2 separate regions of the Homo sapiens genome follow, and region 1 is linked to region 2. A link is an interaction called in ENCODE POLR2A ChIA-PET data of the cell type or tissue named here. Cell type or tissue: HCT116. All regions are shown on one strand. Each heading gives the region's core, and the rest is flanking DNA. Links, peaks and the distances in the headings are about the cores only.

Evidence for each region. Peaks named below come from ENCODE experiments on the same cell type or tissue, not always from the same donor. Only the 100,000 strongest peaks of a DNase experiment are listed, where the experiment ranks them.
Region 1: POLR2A ChIA-PET joins it to region 2 with 9 read pairs; 2 of 35 experiments call an interaction of 5 or more read pairs at or near these places.

Annotation. Positions count from the first base shown.
Region 1 is chr17:61,578,506-61,586,845 of GRCh38, reverse strand. No RefSeq gene overlaps it. Among named protein-coding and RNA genes, the nearest start is that of NACA2, 8.5 kb to the left of the region's middle. In HCT116, for the core only: a CTCF peak has its summit at 3,392; a DNase peak (open chromatin) is centred at 3,385; H3K27ac peaks cover 2,440 bases.
Region 2 is chr17:61,491,196-61,499,535 of GRCh38, reverse strand. No RefSeq gene overlaps it. Among named protein-coding and RNA genes, the nearest start is that of TBX4, 43 kb to the right of the region's middle. In HCT116, for the core only: a CTCF peak has its summit at 6,550; DNase peaks (open chromatin) are centred at 3,835 and 4,115; H3K4me3 peaks cover 2,569 bases; H3K27ac peaks cover 6,552 bases.

The sequences.
Region 1 (8,340 bases), core at 104-8,103, 87 kb before region 2:
CAACATGGCAAAACCCCATCTCTACAAAAAATATAAAAATTGGACGGGGGTGGTGGCATGCACCTGTAGTACCAGCTACTTGGGAGGCTGAGATGGGAGGATTGCTTGAGGCTGGGAGGTCAAGGCTGCAGTGAGCTTTGATTGTACCACTGCGCTCCAGCCTGAGTGACAGAGCAAGACCTTGTTTCAAAAAAAAAAAAAAAGTAAAAATAAAAATAAAGAAAACATGCAAAGAGGAGAATTATTAGGAGCCTCAAATTGGTATGTTAGCAGGCCTCTTTTTATCCATGTATTTATCCGATATTTTGGTCAGAGCAGCTTACAATATGATTAGTCTACTAATACTAATTTTCCAAGGTTTCTGCAAAGTGATTTAGTAGCAGGAATAATTATTCTCACCAAATACACCAGGGAAATAATCAGAACAGGACTTGTACAAGGTCTTATGACAATTATAGAAAAGATATTTAGATGTCTTGACTCCTAGCGATTTACTAAAAATAAATTGATTTCTAGGGAGATTTGGCCACATATTTCTTCGTTGTCTGTTAGTCTACACATTTCTTCCTTACATCTGTAAAGCTTTAAGTGTGGAAAATAAATTCCAGGATGTGATAATTAGTTATAAAAGGGCTAAGGATTATCAAGAAAGAAACCCAAGAAGAGAAACATGCACAAAATGTTGAAGAAAACTAGCAATGATTTTTATACTTGTTTTACTCTAAATCATCGTTTTTTGAACTTTTAACCATGATTCACATTAAGAAATACATTTGATCTTAAGACCCAAAGTTGCTATCTTCACTGTGTCAAATGTACCTTTGCCGTTATATCTATTTCAATTTTTAAAATTCTAGTCAGAACCCAATAAATGGGTCAAAATCCATAGATTGAAAATTCTTGCTTTAAATTGTCCACAGCTTAAAAAAAAAAAGTATGAGTTAAATGAAAACATAGATTAGTCCAAGTCAACTTTAGTAACTTGATATGATCATTTCTTTTCCTCGCTGACAAATATGTACTTTAAAAAAAAGAGAAACCTAGTGTGCTTGAATTAATATTTTCTTTTTTCTTTCTTTTTTTTTTTTTGAAATGGAGTTTCACTCTTGTTGCCCAAGCTGGAGTGCAATGGCGTGATCTTGGCTCACCGCAACTTCTTCCTCCTGGGTTCAAGCAATTCTCCTGCCTCAGCCTCCCAAGTAGCTGGGATTACAGGCATGCACCACAATGCCCAGCTAATTTTGTATTATTAGTAGAGATGGGGTTTCTCCATATTGGTCAGGCTGGTCTTGAACTCCAGACCTCAGGTGATCTGCCTGCCTCGGCCTCCCAAAGTGCTGGGATTAAAGGCGTGAGCCGCCACACCTGGCCTAATATTTTCTTATAAGACTCATCTAGGAATATAGAACATTTTGTTTGCCATCTATGAATTATTACAATAAATGCTTTTTCTGAATTTTGCACCCATTTTTAAATAAAGGAAACGATACAAATGGTATTCTAATTCCATTTAAAAAACTTTCAAAAGAAGGAAGTTATTAATAAATGTGCTCAACGTTACATATTTTTAGGATACTGACAAGTTTTTGCTTAGGTTGCCTGTTCTTATTTTAATGTAATAGTGCAAAAAGGATAGACAGATGTATTTGTTGTTTTTGTTTTAAATCAGCTAGTGTGAACTTTCAATAGCAGATTTCTGCGTTCTCATATAAATCATTTGTATCAGATTCATCTGTTCATCTGTTCCTTTTCATATGGTTTATCACAAGTGGGTTGCAGCTGGCAGCCTTACAAACTGGAATTTGGGTTCTATTAACAGCTCCAGTGAACAATTTCTCTCTAGTATCTGGGCTTCTTCATTGCTACACACGCTGAACATGGCTTTAGCACATTACTTAAAGCTCCCTCAATTAGAAATTGCAAGATAGCTGTCATCAAACTCATGTAATGTGGACCAGTCAAGTGTCTGGCAGAATTCTTATGTGCAACAGATTAAATACATACATTGTTTTCTCATCTTGAAGCAAATACATTGCTTTTATAGCTAATGGAAAAATCAGAAGTGTTTCCATTATCTTAGTTTTAAAAATATGTATACAACAAAGCAAATCTCAAAGTAAAATGCATGTTTTTTAAATATCACATTTAGGAAGTGGATAAAATAGCTTTATTTTCATCAGAGTGAAACTTCAGCATCATTTTTAAGATGTGAAATATAAAAATAATGAGGGATTGGTAGCTTTTGAGTAAGTAGCATAGTTGCTAAACATAATGAATTTTACTGTTTGGCAAGTTCATGTAAAATTCACTCAACTTCTAAGCAATATTGTGTCATACGGTAGAAAATGCACTAGGCTATGTAGAAGGCCTGGGATCTGGGCTTAACCATTTACTGATAGTGTAATTTTAGATGATTTGCTTAACCTTTCTAGGCCTCAATTTCCTAATTTTAAAAATGAAGGTGTTGAACCACATGGTTTCTAAACTCTATAGTATCTTGGGAATAGTTAGGCTTGAGTTATGTATTTAGTATATGAACATTAACAGACAGGAATTACGACTCTTTTCTTTCCACATTAATTAGTTGGTACCTAACATCACACATGTAGGAAGTAAAAACAGTGTCTTTGTTTGAATGCCATAAAGTTTAATAAACATAAAAAAAAAAATCTCTGACCCCTCTTGGAAACTAATAGAAAAGAGGTTTCTAAAAGTCTATTCTGGGCCATGCACAGTGGCTCAAGCCTATAATCCCAGCACTTTGGGAGGCCGAGGCATGAGGATCACTTGAGGCCAGGAGTTCAAGAGCAGCCTGGGCAACACAGCGAGACCCCATTGTTACAAAAAATAAAAATAAAAAAATTATCTGGGTGATATGGTTTGGATGTTTGTCCCTTCCAAATCTCATGTTGAAATGTATTCCCCATTGTTGGAGATGGGGACTGGTAGCACGTGCCTGTACTCCCAGCTGTTTGGGAGGCTTAGGCAGGAGGATCGCTTGAGCCCAGGAGTTCAAGGTTGCAATGAGCTGTGAACATGTCACTGCACTCCAGCCTGGGCAACAGAGCAAGAGCCTGTCTCTCTCTAAAAAAAGTTTAAAAGCCTATTCTTATTATCTAGGCAAAGCTAGTGATTACTATACTAAAACAATAAATTCTATAGAAAAACCATTAATGAAGGCTGAGAGAGTAATAAAACAGTGTGCTCATCCACTCATATCAGTGAAAAAAGGCAGTGTGTTTTTATACAATTGAATTCAACAAAAATTATACTTACTTATGAATACCAGGGCTACCAGAGACAGGGAATGGTGACCATCTGGAGCTAAGAAGTTTCTTCTTCATGTAATCACAGTGATGACATCATTCATAAGTGGCAGAACATAGTAAAGCATTTATCTTTCATTCCACAAGGTGGTGTGTTTTCTGTTTGAACTAGCTGGGTGTAGTATATGTATTCTGAATCTAATGATGTGCTTTTTAAACCGTTTTCTTATTTTTGCCTTGTTTGTAGTACATCATTTAGAATCTTGCCTCTGGGTCTAACAAATTGCTCGATGTCAATGCAGATACGTATAGTTGTTCCCAAATGGATAACATATGCCAATATTTTCTGTATTGCCCTCAATGAACACACTTCTGGGCATATTCTTGACCCTGATCCCAATAAGAAGTCCAAATGTGTTCTCTCTCAGCAAGATCAGCTTCCCCTGTGGCTATTATTTTAAAAATTAAATACACTTCAGAAAAATAATATGATCCTTTACCTGTAAATATTATTTGCATAAATATAGACCTGAATGAAGTTTGTGAAATAATATTAGAAATTATTCAGAACAAAAAGTTAAGTATTATTGGCAATAAAGTCCACCAACTTTAACCTCTCTAAGGATCTACTTAGAGACATCCAAATACCTGAGATTCTGCCTTTTTCTCTCTTGCACAATAACTTCTTCAACTGAGCCTGCTCTCAAATCCTTATTCTCAAATGAATTCTAAGGTTAGTTTCAAGGAATCCAGGTTAAAGATGTTTGGTTTCTGATTATTTGTTTGCCTTCCAGATATTTGTTTCAAATACATCTGTAAACTGAACATCAGTGGTAAGCAAATGTTGGCCATTTAGCCATTCATTCATTTATTCTCTCACTCATTTGTTAAATATTTATTGAGTGCCTTCATTGTTGTAGGCATTTTGTTAAGCATTGAGGATGCAAAAATGAAATGAACTCTCCCCTAAGAGTAATATTAATGATAGTACTCAGCAAAGTAAATGAAATTTAATAACTTTTTATTTAAAAAATAATCCTTTATTTCAAATGATTTTTTCTATTGTTTTCTATTATTGATTTGAAGTTATTATTTCACTTATTTGTTGCTTTCTTGTCTTCAAAACAGTTTAGGCTAAGAGTTATTTATGGCTTTAACACCACATCTTGCCAGAAAAAAAATGATTAGTAAATGCATTTAAACATTTTATGAATTTTAGCTGGCTTCTAATTATTATTTTATTCTAATTTTTGCTTTAAAACAAATTTATATTTTCACTGTATGCTTGGGTCCTGGAATGTTAGAAAAATGGCAGGAAATCTCTCCCAGCAGGTCTTTGGGGAATGGATCTCAAAGGTTATGTATTTAGAGAAGATTATAATGGTCTGAGCTCAGAGGTCAGGAGCCAGTACACACCACAAAAGCAAATATAATTATTAATAGGACACATAATGGAAAGTTTAACTGTGTATAAGAAAAATCAATAGTAGTCTCTTTCCACTCTAGGAGGGGTTGTCAGGTTAAAGAGTGTCCTGGTTCAAATGCAAAACAAAACTCGTGATCAAATGCCTTCCTAAACTAGAGGATAAGTTCAGGTGTTTACCTTTAATAGTCTTTCTGCTCAGGGCATTAAAAATTGTGGATGAAAATGAAAAACATTCTGTATACCGAAAGAAAATAATGCTGCTAAATGGTAAGGTAATTCTTATTCAAACTAAAAACGCCTCTTTTTCTTTCACTCAAATTGAGTCATCAGAATGTGTAGTATTATGCTTAAGCCAATAAAAGGAAGAAAGAATAAAATACTCAGAGGTAAAACATGTCCATACTTACACAGTTTCAAGTTAGAAGTGGTTGGCTAATTATCTTACTAAGTTGCTATCCAACTACAATGCTTGGGGCTTTAAATTTCTGAAGTGCTGCACAAATATTAATGAATTGATTCTTACAACACTTTTTAAAATGTGTGTGTTGTCACTGAGATTTCTAAGACAAAGAGAGAAATTTCAAGTCATTTTAATGAGGGTACACTGGGCTGGAGGGACTGTGGCAAGTTTAAGATATCCTTAAATAAGTTAGTCCTGTTCCAGAGGCAAGAGAGGTACTTCTGGAACAATTAGGGAAGAATTCAAGATTGGATGTGATTACAGGCCAAAATAAACAATAATTGCTACAGATCAGAGTAGAGAGGTAGAAAGCCAGATCAATCTTAGAGCAATGGGCTATTTTGCTTCTTAAGTAATGGGAGGCGTTAACAGACTATGATTTCATCTTGCATCCATACGACCTCAGCACTGTAGCTGGTTTGAGACTAGGGGAGGGAGTTGCTCTTCCTTAGGTAACTCTGAACACATACGTAACATTAACTATCCCTGCACTCAAAGGCCATTTCGTTAGCATCTAAGATGGGTGCAATCTTGCTTGTCAAATATTCCCCAAACAAGAGACAATAAAAGCCAGGCATTCCCCAGGGGCAAATCTTAGAGAATGACCAGAAATGTGGAGGGGGTGGGCAAACATGATGCAGTTTTCTACATGAGTTCTCCCTACCCTGCTTTTTTTTTTTTTTTTTAAATAAGTGAGCTAATTCATGAGATTTCCAAATGCATTCTTTTGACATATGGTAAGAGTGTAAACATACTGAATTTATTTCAGAGGAAGAAGTAACCTGATTGATTCAAACAGTACCTCGGGATTTATTCAGTAATGTCAAAAGTCACAACTTCTTTTTATCACTTTGGATTCACAAAATTGCATGACAGGAAGATGTATGCTTGAGTGTGATTGCTCCCAGACATGCATTTTTCTTCCATCGAGGATCTGAAATAATACTAAAAGACCAACTTGTACTGGAGGGGTTCAGTGGCACCCCTCCAGCATGACTTCCCCCTGAACACTATGCCAAAACCTGTAAAACCATGAGGTTATATCCTGACACCAGTCATTTTCTCTCTGGCATTTAAATTTGGACTCTTCTGTTGATATAAGTGTACTCCAGGTTTAACTAGCTATCTTGTATTGCTTTTTTTGAGGGGAGGGCAGGAGTGATGAGTGGGCCAGTATGGGAGTGAACATGTGAAACATCAAAAGGATATGAGAAGTTGCTAAATAATAGAAGAGCTCTAAAACCAGAGATAATGATATTCTTACACTTAGAAATGAGCAATGTGAAATTCAAAGCCCATTTTATTTGAATGTAGAGAAAGTACACACTGGAATGAAGTCAAGTCTGGTGGAGGATTAAGTCTTCATTCCTTTTCAGGAGGGAGAGCCCCTCCCATGCACGCGTGTCACCACGCTAACAGGCGGCAGGAGACACTGTTGCACTGTGCTCTCTTCCCCAAGCGAGAGGCCTGGGGATGAAATCAGAGATCACTCGCTTGTGAATATGGGGGAAAGAACCCATTTTTACCGCAAGGATTTAATGTGATGTTGATGGTAAGTGACATGATCACTGAAAACAGATGCCATATGGAGTCTTATTGATTGATGTGCAGATCTCTGACAGCAGAAGCACAGGTTGTCAGTTTGCCTTCATGGTTGTCTTCCTGAGATCTAGTCAGGAAAGGCTCATCTTCATTGCAAATGCTGGAACGTGAATCACGCTGACAGAAGAAGACAGGGTTCTTCTAGTGGCCTTTTTATTTCAAAGTATAAGCAACAGGGGGAAATTTCTCTAGAGGTGGGACTCAGGAATTTTGAAATCTCCCTTCACAAAGTCTCATCTTTAAATGAAAATTTCCTCTTAATAGTTCACTAGGACCTGGCTTTTTGTTTTTGTTTTGTTTCGTTTTGCTCAAAACAATGTTTTGTTATCCTTTTAGACAGTTGCTATTATCTTTAAAGAGTTTGCCATCTTTCCAGATCTATGTGTGACAACTTTGGTTAACTTGGGGTTTTGTGGAATGAGGGATTACAGCCCCTCGTGCTTTTGTGTGAGTTTAGATGATGGTATAGTCCAAAGAGATAACACGACTTCACCATGTGTAGTAAAACAGGGACTGACTTAAATTAGGAAACCTCACAGGAGGCAACTAGAGGAGCCCCTTCCCCTGAACTGAGTTTGGGAGACATATGCAGTTTGCTTTTAATTGGTGTGGTCTGATCAAGCAAATCAATTGAATGAAATATTTACAAGCTCTAGAGTGAATGATATTCTTTAGACTCTCAAAGAACGATATATATAGTTAGCTACTAATTATGTGTGATTCTGTAAAAAAAAAAAAAGCACTTGGCAACAACATCAGAAATTATGGCATTGGATAACGTGATGTAATGTTAGGGCATCGGAAGCCAAAGCCCTTACATACTTTATTCCAATGGTAGATTCTAATTATATTTTCTGGATTTGTTTTTGATCAATTAGCTCATATTATGTTTGTTTTAACAGTATTTATTATTTTTAATAATATTTATTAGAGATTTTTCTACTATAAAAGCAATACATATTTTTTCATTAAAAACATGCATAATATAAGAAAAACCACCCATATTTTTATGCCCCAAAGACAACCAACATATTTTTCTGTGCATGGGTTTTTACGTTTTTAAAAAACATACCATATATACAATCCTATATTCTGCTTTTTAAACTTCACATTGTCACATAAAAAATGTTTGGTGTTAAATTCTTCTTAATTTCCTTTTATTAGCCTACAGTGGTAATTATCAAATGAATATACTATGGTATTGTTAGCTATTCCCTTGTTGATGTTTATCACTTTATCATGAGTACTACTGCAATGAACACTTCTCTGCAAACTTGTGTCTCTGCATCTTGGTTTACATTTATATAATTGGCTACCAGAGATAGAATTATTAGATTATTTTATAAGAACATTTTAAAGGCTCTTGATAGAAATTGTGCGTTTTCCAGGACGATTGTTTCAGCTTACACTCTCTAACAGAGCACGATCCTGTTCATTTCATGGCTCAATCACATGGCTGATTTCTGAAACTCTCTTGAGATTTCATGAGGCACAATGGAATTTGGAAGGAGATGTGGCTGCTGTTTGATCTCTTCCATAACTCTCCTTAACACCTCTCTGTCCAATTTTCTTCATTATGAGATTAA
Region 2 (8,340 bases), core at 127-8,126:
CTCTAGTTCCAGCTACTTGGGAGGCTGAGGTACGAGAATTGCTTGAACCCAGGAGGCAGAGATTGCAGTGAGCCGAGATGGTGCCACTGCACTTGAGCCTGGGCAACAGTGTGAGACTGTCTCAAATAAAAATAAAAAATCAAAATAAAAAAAACCCTCTCGCTCAGCATAAGACAAAGAAATTTTGTCCTCTGTTGGCTTTGGCGTCTGAATTTATACTTCCTGCATAGTCTAAAAATCTCCGAACTAAAAATCAACATAAAAGGTTAGTCTTCAAAAGCAAGCAAAACTTTTCTGAAGGAATCTGACAGGAGATAAAGCCTAGCTTAGGATGAATTCTCATAAAATTATAAAACAATAAAAGATAAATATCTGTTGTGAAATATCAGTAGACCCAATAAATGGCAGTTAGATTAGTCACCCCTCCCCACAAGAACCTCAGATAACAGAATTATCATCTAGAGATTATTTTAAAATTGTTTAAGATAATTAAATACAAAAAAGAAGAGATTGTGAACATCAGAAAAAGCAATAATTTTTAAGACTAAGCTGACTTGAAAAAGAATCAAATAGAGTTTCAAGGAATGAAACATACAATTGTCCTTGAAATTCAGAGTATTCATTGATTCCATGAAAGTGGAAAGTCTTAGTTAAATAAATGACTGGTTCTAACCATAGAAGCATAAACATGACCCCTGGTTAATTGTCCTTTTGTACTGCGGCCATCAGACAACCCTCCATCTTTGGTTGTGACGTGCTTAACACCAGCAGACATGGAATAAGCAGGAATGTTCTGAATGGGCTGGACATCCCTACAAACTCCTTCCCAGGGTATTTGTCTGTCTGTCTTAAATACTAAATGTGGCATTTTTAGTGAAATACCACCAAAAGGGTAATGCTGAAAAATGACCTAGCAAAATAGAAATTCAGAGGGAGCTTCCTGGTGGCTACACAGTTACTATTGGAGGGTTTTTTTTTTAATGCTACCTACACAAAATGAGCCCCATCTGGCCTGGTTCAGGCTTAGGCTGTGTTGCAGGCAGCTGACATAATTCCCCATGTTTAATTTCAACACTTTCCCCAATCTGCATAGTGGAACCAGCCCTTGCAGATCTTGGAGTCAGATTGGAATTTAAATTCTAGTTTCACCGCCTACCACTGTATCTGGCCCAGAGTTGACACTCAGTCTCTGAGACCTCCTTTCCCCTCCCACCTCCAGAATCTTTATCAAAGCCTCAGGACACACAGTGGCTGTGCTTCTGCTCATCTGAGTCCTAAGGACCCTCAGGAAATGGAGATAGTAGCTACTATTTACAATTACTCTTGCCAGTCATTGCCCTCTGTGCTTTATATACGTTACTTCATTTCTTTTTCTTTTTCTTTTTCTTTTTCTTTTTTTTTTGAGACGGAGTCTCACTCTGTTGCCCAGGCTGGAGTGCAGCGGCACAATCTCGGCTCACTGCAGCTTCCGTCTCCCAGGTTCAAGTGATTCTCCTGCCTCAGCCTCCCAAGTAGCTGGGATTACAGGTGCCCACCACCAAGCCCAGCTAATTTTTGTATTTTTAGTAGAGATGGGGTTTCACCACGTTGGCCAGGCTGGTCTCGAACTCCTGATCTCAGGTGATCCACCTGCCTCGGCCTTTCAAAGTGCCGGGATTACAGGCATGAGCCACCGCGCCCAGCCACGTTACTTCATATCGATTCTCACAACTACCCTGAGACATATACATATATAATTTTCCCCATTTTTTAAAATAAAGAACCTGGTACTATTTTTTATTTTTATTTTGCCCAAGATCACACCCTACAGCATGTCAGAAAGGAGATTTGAACCCATGTCTGTTCTAGGTTTTTTCCATAACACTAAGTAGCCTGACTTGTGGCTTATGGTAATATTTTCTAAATCCAGCTTCTTTCTGAAAAGACTTCATTTTCACAAAGGTTTAAACACTTGCAAGTAAACAAAAGGGGTGGGTTCTGTGGTCTTCACGACAGCCATGTTCCCACTACAGGCCTGGCTGCTCCCTCAGCTGGGAGCTGCTGCCCACTCTTATGGAAACTGCATCCAGGACAGGCTTTATTGATGCTGCCTTCAAAGCCAAGGCGGCCATCTGAGAGGATGGAAGAAACCAGTAAAGTATGGGACTCTGGTGAGCCATCCCAGGTACAGTTGTGTTTTTATGCACCAGCACATTTGTGGAGCAAATTTGGTGTCCTCATAACGGCAGTTCATGAGTACAAGTGAGGTTCAGTTCTTTGTGTAAACAGGGGAGAAAGCCTGTGTCTGAATATAATTCCGACGGCATCAAGGTCATTTTAGAGCTGGTGGAGCTCTATTTGTCTTAGGAAATCTCGAAAACTTTTATAGGGAATTCGGAAAATATTTTCGGCCAGCAGGAAAGATAAAATCCCTGCACACAAAGTGCAGGCATGGGCCCAGAGACTGAACAGACAGACTGCTGTAAAACCCCTGTTTAATAAGGCATTAAAATGCCATCGACCTGGACACATTTTTTAAAAAAAAAAGAGCTATGAAAACAAATACCATTCAAATAATTAGGATCTTATGCCTGAGGCCAGCCTTGATGCCAAGCAGGGACTTCCCTGCAGGAATCGGAGCTGAGCCTGATTCCCAAAAGGAGGAATCAGCCAAGACAAAGGCAGCTCTGGGCCTGGGTTTTTTCCCAGCCCCCTTCGACTGCCTGCCTCTAGATGCTGAAGGCAGGGTATCTACAGTCGTTTCCCTCCCCACATCTTGGGTAACTTTCTAGTCCAGTAGCTCCAGTGGGGGTCGTGTGCCCCCTGAGGCTGACTGACCTGCCTTCAGGAAGGCCCGCGGGGAAGGCCTTGAAGGCTGAGCCCTTGTACCTTTCTGCTCCATAAAGGACAAGGAGGCATTTGAAGGCCTGCTCTATTGGGAACTATGTGCCAAATGGGAGTGAAGGTTGGATAGTGAACATTTGTTTATGAACGTAGCTGTGAGGGGGAAAAAAGATGTCTTTTCATTAGCTCCTGCAAACACGGAAGCTGCCGCTGAGCTATTTCCTGCCACCGTAGCTTCTGAATAGTTGAAGGCCAGGTGCCCAGTGGCACATTACTTTACCACCCCTAATATCGCCCCCCCAGGGTAGTTTCCAAGGGCTAAGCCTCAGAAATCTGAAAAATAAAGAACGTGTCATTTTATTATTTCTGAAATGGTTGTTTGTTTGTTTGGGGGGCACCAGTATTGCACAAGACTGATGCTTAGCAGGTCTAATTGAAGGAGCTTTCATAAAATTGAATGTTAAATCCTATTGTGTCTCTGGTACAATTTGAGAGGACCTCTTTATTTTTTGCCTTTTCATTCTCTTCCTTTAAAAAATTCTCATATGAACTTGTATCAGTGATGGGTAACTCTGCTTAAGGAGTCCCATAGAGAAAGTTGTAACTATCTGAATATATTTCTCATGTTTGATTTCTTCTTCCTCCTGTACATTTCCTTTTCTTCCAAGAGATTGTAATCACAGCAAAATTTCAAAATGAGAGAGCAGAGAAAGAGAGAGAGAAGAAAGGCGGGGGGAAAGAAAGAAATATAAAGCCCTCACATTTTCTGGGGTTAATTTGAATTGAACCAGTTGGTTTCATTTTGCGATACAAAAGAAAAATTCAGGCCTTAGGGCCTAAGACTTTCATTAAATTCAGCTTTGGCAAGTTCTAATAATACAGGGGTTTATTAAAAGCGTGAAAAATGTCATTGCCGAAGCCTTTCCTAAGCCGCGGCCTCACCTCTCAAGTATGACTCACGCTTCCTCCGTGGCCGCCTGAGCTGTAAAGTTGGGGGCAGGATATTTGAGGTCCAGGGAACCGGTTCCTTGAATCTCTCTTGCCATTTGGCCAGGATCACGTCCCAATTAGCGACCTTGCCATACAGAGCAGTAGCTGGACAGCAAAAGTGAGAGAGGGGCTGAGTGCTCAGGCCTGTTGTAAACGATTAGTCCAAAAGAGTAGCGCGAAACTTAGAACCGCTGTCCCCGGCAGGAGGAAATGAAAGGATCAACACGAGAGGAGCACTGTGGCCAATTGTTCCCGGCCACAGCCACAGGCTTTTCTGTGTGTGCCGGAAATTGACCTCCCCAAAAGCCGAGGATGCAGGCGGGGCAGGGAGATTGATAAGGCAGGTGATGCTAAATCATCCCCCTCTCAGAGCTAATGGGATTGGTCAGTGCCTTGCCAATCATTCCCCCTCCTTACCCTATAAAAATCAGTGGGTCTTTTCGAGAAGAAATGAGCATGGACTGGCACTGATTGGACCAACAAGAAGCTTACTCATCGCAATCCTTTTCACTTCTTACTACGTATTTTCATTCAGAAGCATCTCATTTGGCCTGTGGACCAAGGCCAGGAGGTTGGCAACACAGATATTACTCATCCCTTTTTATAACAGAGGATGTTGAAGCCAAAAAAGATAGAGGGACTTGCCCAAGGCCTCCAAAAACACAGCAACAAAGCTGGGACTTTCTTTTGACAATAGATGTATCCCAGTGTCACCGAGTGTGGCAACAGACTTGGAAGGAGGCAGCAAAGCTCAAGCCATCCCTTCCTGGGGGCACTAGTGAGGATGGCTGGCTGACCTGCTGGAGGCACATTCTTTTCTAAGTGTCCTTGAATGCTGTCCTGTGTCCTGGATGAGCCCCAAACCCCTGGCAGTGGGGGGCGCTCAGAGGGCTGGGAGGACCAGGCAGGAATTCCCCAGCGTCACTCTCCTGCCGCTGGCCTTGTGCACCTAACCGCACGTAGATCTGGACTTTGGCGTCTGGTAAAGGAGGCTTAACTGTGAGACAGGAGACGCAATAAAGTCAATAAACAGAATTTCCCAGAAAAGAAAAATCTCACTCTTTTAGACATCTAAAATGAGTCCCGTGCAGACAGGCAAATTATGTGGGGGGAAGGGGAACAACTTGAACTGAGCACACGTTTCATCTCTATCGTCTCATTTAATCTTTTCTATAACCTTGAAAGATAAGGAGTATTTTATTGCCCCTAATTAACGTGGAGAGACAGGCTCACAGAGATTAGGCAGGCATCTAATGAGGAGTGAAGCTCCAGGCCTCTTCTCTTTCCACTCCTGGGCCTGGCCTCTCCACCCAGAGCTCTGGTGATCCACCTCTGGGAGGACGGTGGAGAGCCCAGGGCATGACAGGAATGGCAGAGGTCCCAGCCTGTGAGCAGAGCCTCATGTTGACTTCCCCATCCCCCTGTGGTCTCCATACATTTTTAAATCTCACCTCCCTTCAGCAAAAAGCCTTAAGGCTGGACGAAGTAGCTCACACCTGTAATCCCAGGACTTTGGGAGGCCGAGGCAGGTGGATCATGTGAGGCCAGGAGTTCCAGACCAGCCTGGCCAACATGGTGAAACCCCATCTCTACTAAAAATTTAAAAATTCGCTGGGCGTGGTGGTGTGCATCTGTAGTCCCAGCTACCCAGGAGGCTAAGGCATGAGACTCGCTGGAACCTGGGAGGCAGAGGTTGCAGTGAGCCGAGATGGTGCCACTGCACTCCAGCCTGGGCAACAGAGCAAGACTCCATCTCAAACAAACAAAGAAACCTTAAAGCACAAGCTACCAATATCTTATTTACAAATTGATTTACAAATTATACATATGTACTACTATACAAATATAGACATTCGATATTTGAAAAGTATTAGAATAAGTTTAAAATGTAAGATAAATAGAGAAAGAAGTTCTACCTCCTCCGTCCCTAACTTTGCTCCAGAGAGGTCTGCTATAGATTGAGACAGAGCCCTGCCATGGCTGAGAAATTCGTGATTGCAAACATGATTTGGGAATCATCATCCTTTAGCGCTGCAAGCGTTGTGAGGAGCTGTGCGGAAGAAAAGGAGGCTCAGAGAGAGGGGAGACACGGCCAGCATGTGACAGATGCGACTAGGACCACATCTTCTCATGCTGAGTCCCAAGCTCCGTGCTCTCCTCTACACTGATAGAAAAAGAAGCCAAAGGTTCATTTTCTTGGGCCAGAAAATTACATTTGGGTCTTTCATGGGACAGACTGGAGATTAATGCCTGAACCTCCTACGTTGTGTCCCGCATACATTCAGGTCCACAGCCGCCCTGAAGAGACAACCACTGGCTTTTCAGTCTGGGCCACAGAGCATGTGGGCCAGGCTACCAGCACGTGGGGGCTAGGGAGAAGGAGGACTGTGCTGTGCCATATTTGATGCTATTAAAAGCAGCTCGCATAGTTTCCATCATTCCTCATGGAGCTGCGTCATTTCCCAGACCCAGCTCTTGCTTCAGGCACCCTAGTTAGGAATTCTGGAAGTTAAAGAAAAGTGATTCCCAAACAAGTCTCTTCTAAGTCATCCCAAGGAAGCATATTTTGACCAAGAGTTGGAAAGGCAAGGAAAGGACACCCTAGCTTTGCTATCCAAGCCAAGTGGGGCTTGGGGACATCCCCAAAACACTTTATTTTCCCCCAGACACTTTAAACAGTTGTTTTCGAGGTACCTGAACTATTTCCTGACTCTACCAGCTTGGGCAGAGCTGACTCACCCACAGGGGGAGGGCGAGAGCTAGTGCAATGACAGCCCCTCCTTTGATCAGCCCCTTCTCTGTGAAGTGGAGGGCAAAAGACAACCCAAGTTCATGGTCCAGTGGGGATGGGTGGTTGGAGTTGGTGGAGGTGACTATAAATTATCATCCTCTAAAAGGGTAACCCTCTGCCATTTTGCATGCTTCAAGTCATAAACTTATTTTACAACATGTTTGTTTCCTTTTTGTTAATAAACTCAAAGTCACTAAAAATACACATCGATTGGGTCCAGTGGCCTCAGAGGACAAGGGAAGAAGGCAAGACCAGCACAGAACACGCAGTGGTAGTGGTGATAATGGCAGCAGTAGTGGCATCTTAGAGAAAAAAGCGAAAGCTTTGGGTTGGAGAGACTTGGGTTTGAAGCCAGTTCTGACCCTTAGCCCATAACCTCGAGCAAGTTTCTTCACCTCCTTGAGCCTCAGTTTCCTCCTCTGTGAGGCAGTGGTGATAATGCCTCTCCTACCAAGTTGTGGGGAGGATTAGATATAATAATCCTAATATAGTAGAGTGCCAAGTCCAATGGCTGATGGCTGATTACTAACAAACTCAGTGTAAATGTCTTTTTCTTTTCTCATTTTATAGATGGGAAACCTAAAACTCAGTTCAGATTCAACCCTCCTTTTCTGAATCTGAAATCTAAAGCAATGCCCTTCCATAAGAGGGGAAGGAAGGAGGGTGGGAACCAGCATTTGTTGAGTTCCTGTTTAGTATCGGAACATCAGGGACAGAGAATGTGCCAAGCCCTCTCACATATGTTATTTTAATCTCCATGATCACAAGAAGCAGATGTTATTTCCAATATTATCTCCATTGCATTGACAGGCACAGAAGGAATGGCTATACTTACAGGCACAAACCAGAAAGTGACAGAGCCAAGTATCGAACCCAGGATTTCTGGCTTAAGAGGCAGAGTTGGTGCCACTAACTCACGGATGCTGAGACATCTACTTCAGTGAGATAGCATTTACCCCTGAGGGGAAAAGGGGAGATCAGAGTGGAAAATTCAGCACCTATTCTTGGTAGAAGGCTAGAAAAGAAGCAGCAGCAAGGTAGGTCTTAAGTCATCAACTCTTTTATTTTTTTATGAGATGGAGTCTCATTCAGCCACCCAGGCTGGAGTGCAGTGGCCTAATTGTGGCTCACTGCAACCACCGTCTACTGGATTCAAGTGATTCTCCTGCCTCAGCCTCCCAAGTAGCTGGGATTACAGACACCCGCCACCATGCCCAGATAATTTTTGTATTTTAGCAGAGATGGGGTTTCACCATGTTGGCCAGACTGGTCTTGAACTACTCACCTCAGGTGATCCGCCCGCCTTGGTAGAAGTCATCTTGCGCCCGGCCAAGTCATCAACTCTTAAGGCTGCAGGTAGCCAGGAGGCGTAAAGGATAACTGGCCCACGGGCGCAGTGGCTCACACCTATAATACTAGCACTTTGGGAGGCCGAGGCGGGCGTATCACCTGAGGTCAGGAGTTCAAGACCAGCCTGGCCAACATGGTGAAACCCCGTCTCTACTAAAAATACAAAAACTAGCTGGGGGTGGTGGAGCATGCCTGTAACCCCAGCTACTCAGGAGGCTAAGGCACAAGAATGAGAATCATCTGAACCTGGGAGGTGGAGGTTGCAGTGGGCCAAGATGGTGCCACTGCACTCCAGTGTGGGTGGCTGAGCGAGAACTTGTTTAAACATAAATAAATAAATAAATAAATAAATAAATAAATAAATAAATAAAACCTGGCTCAGACTT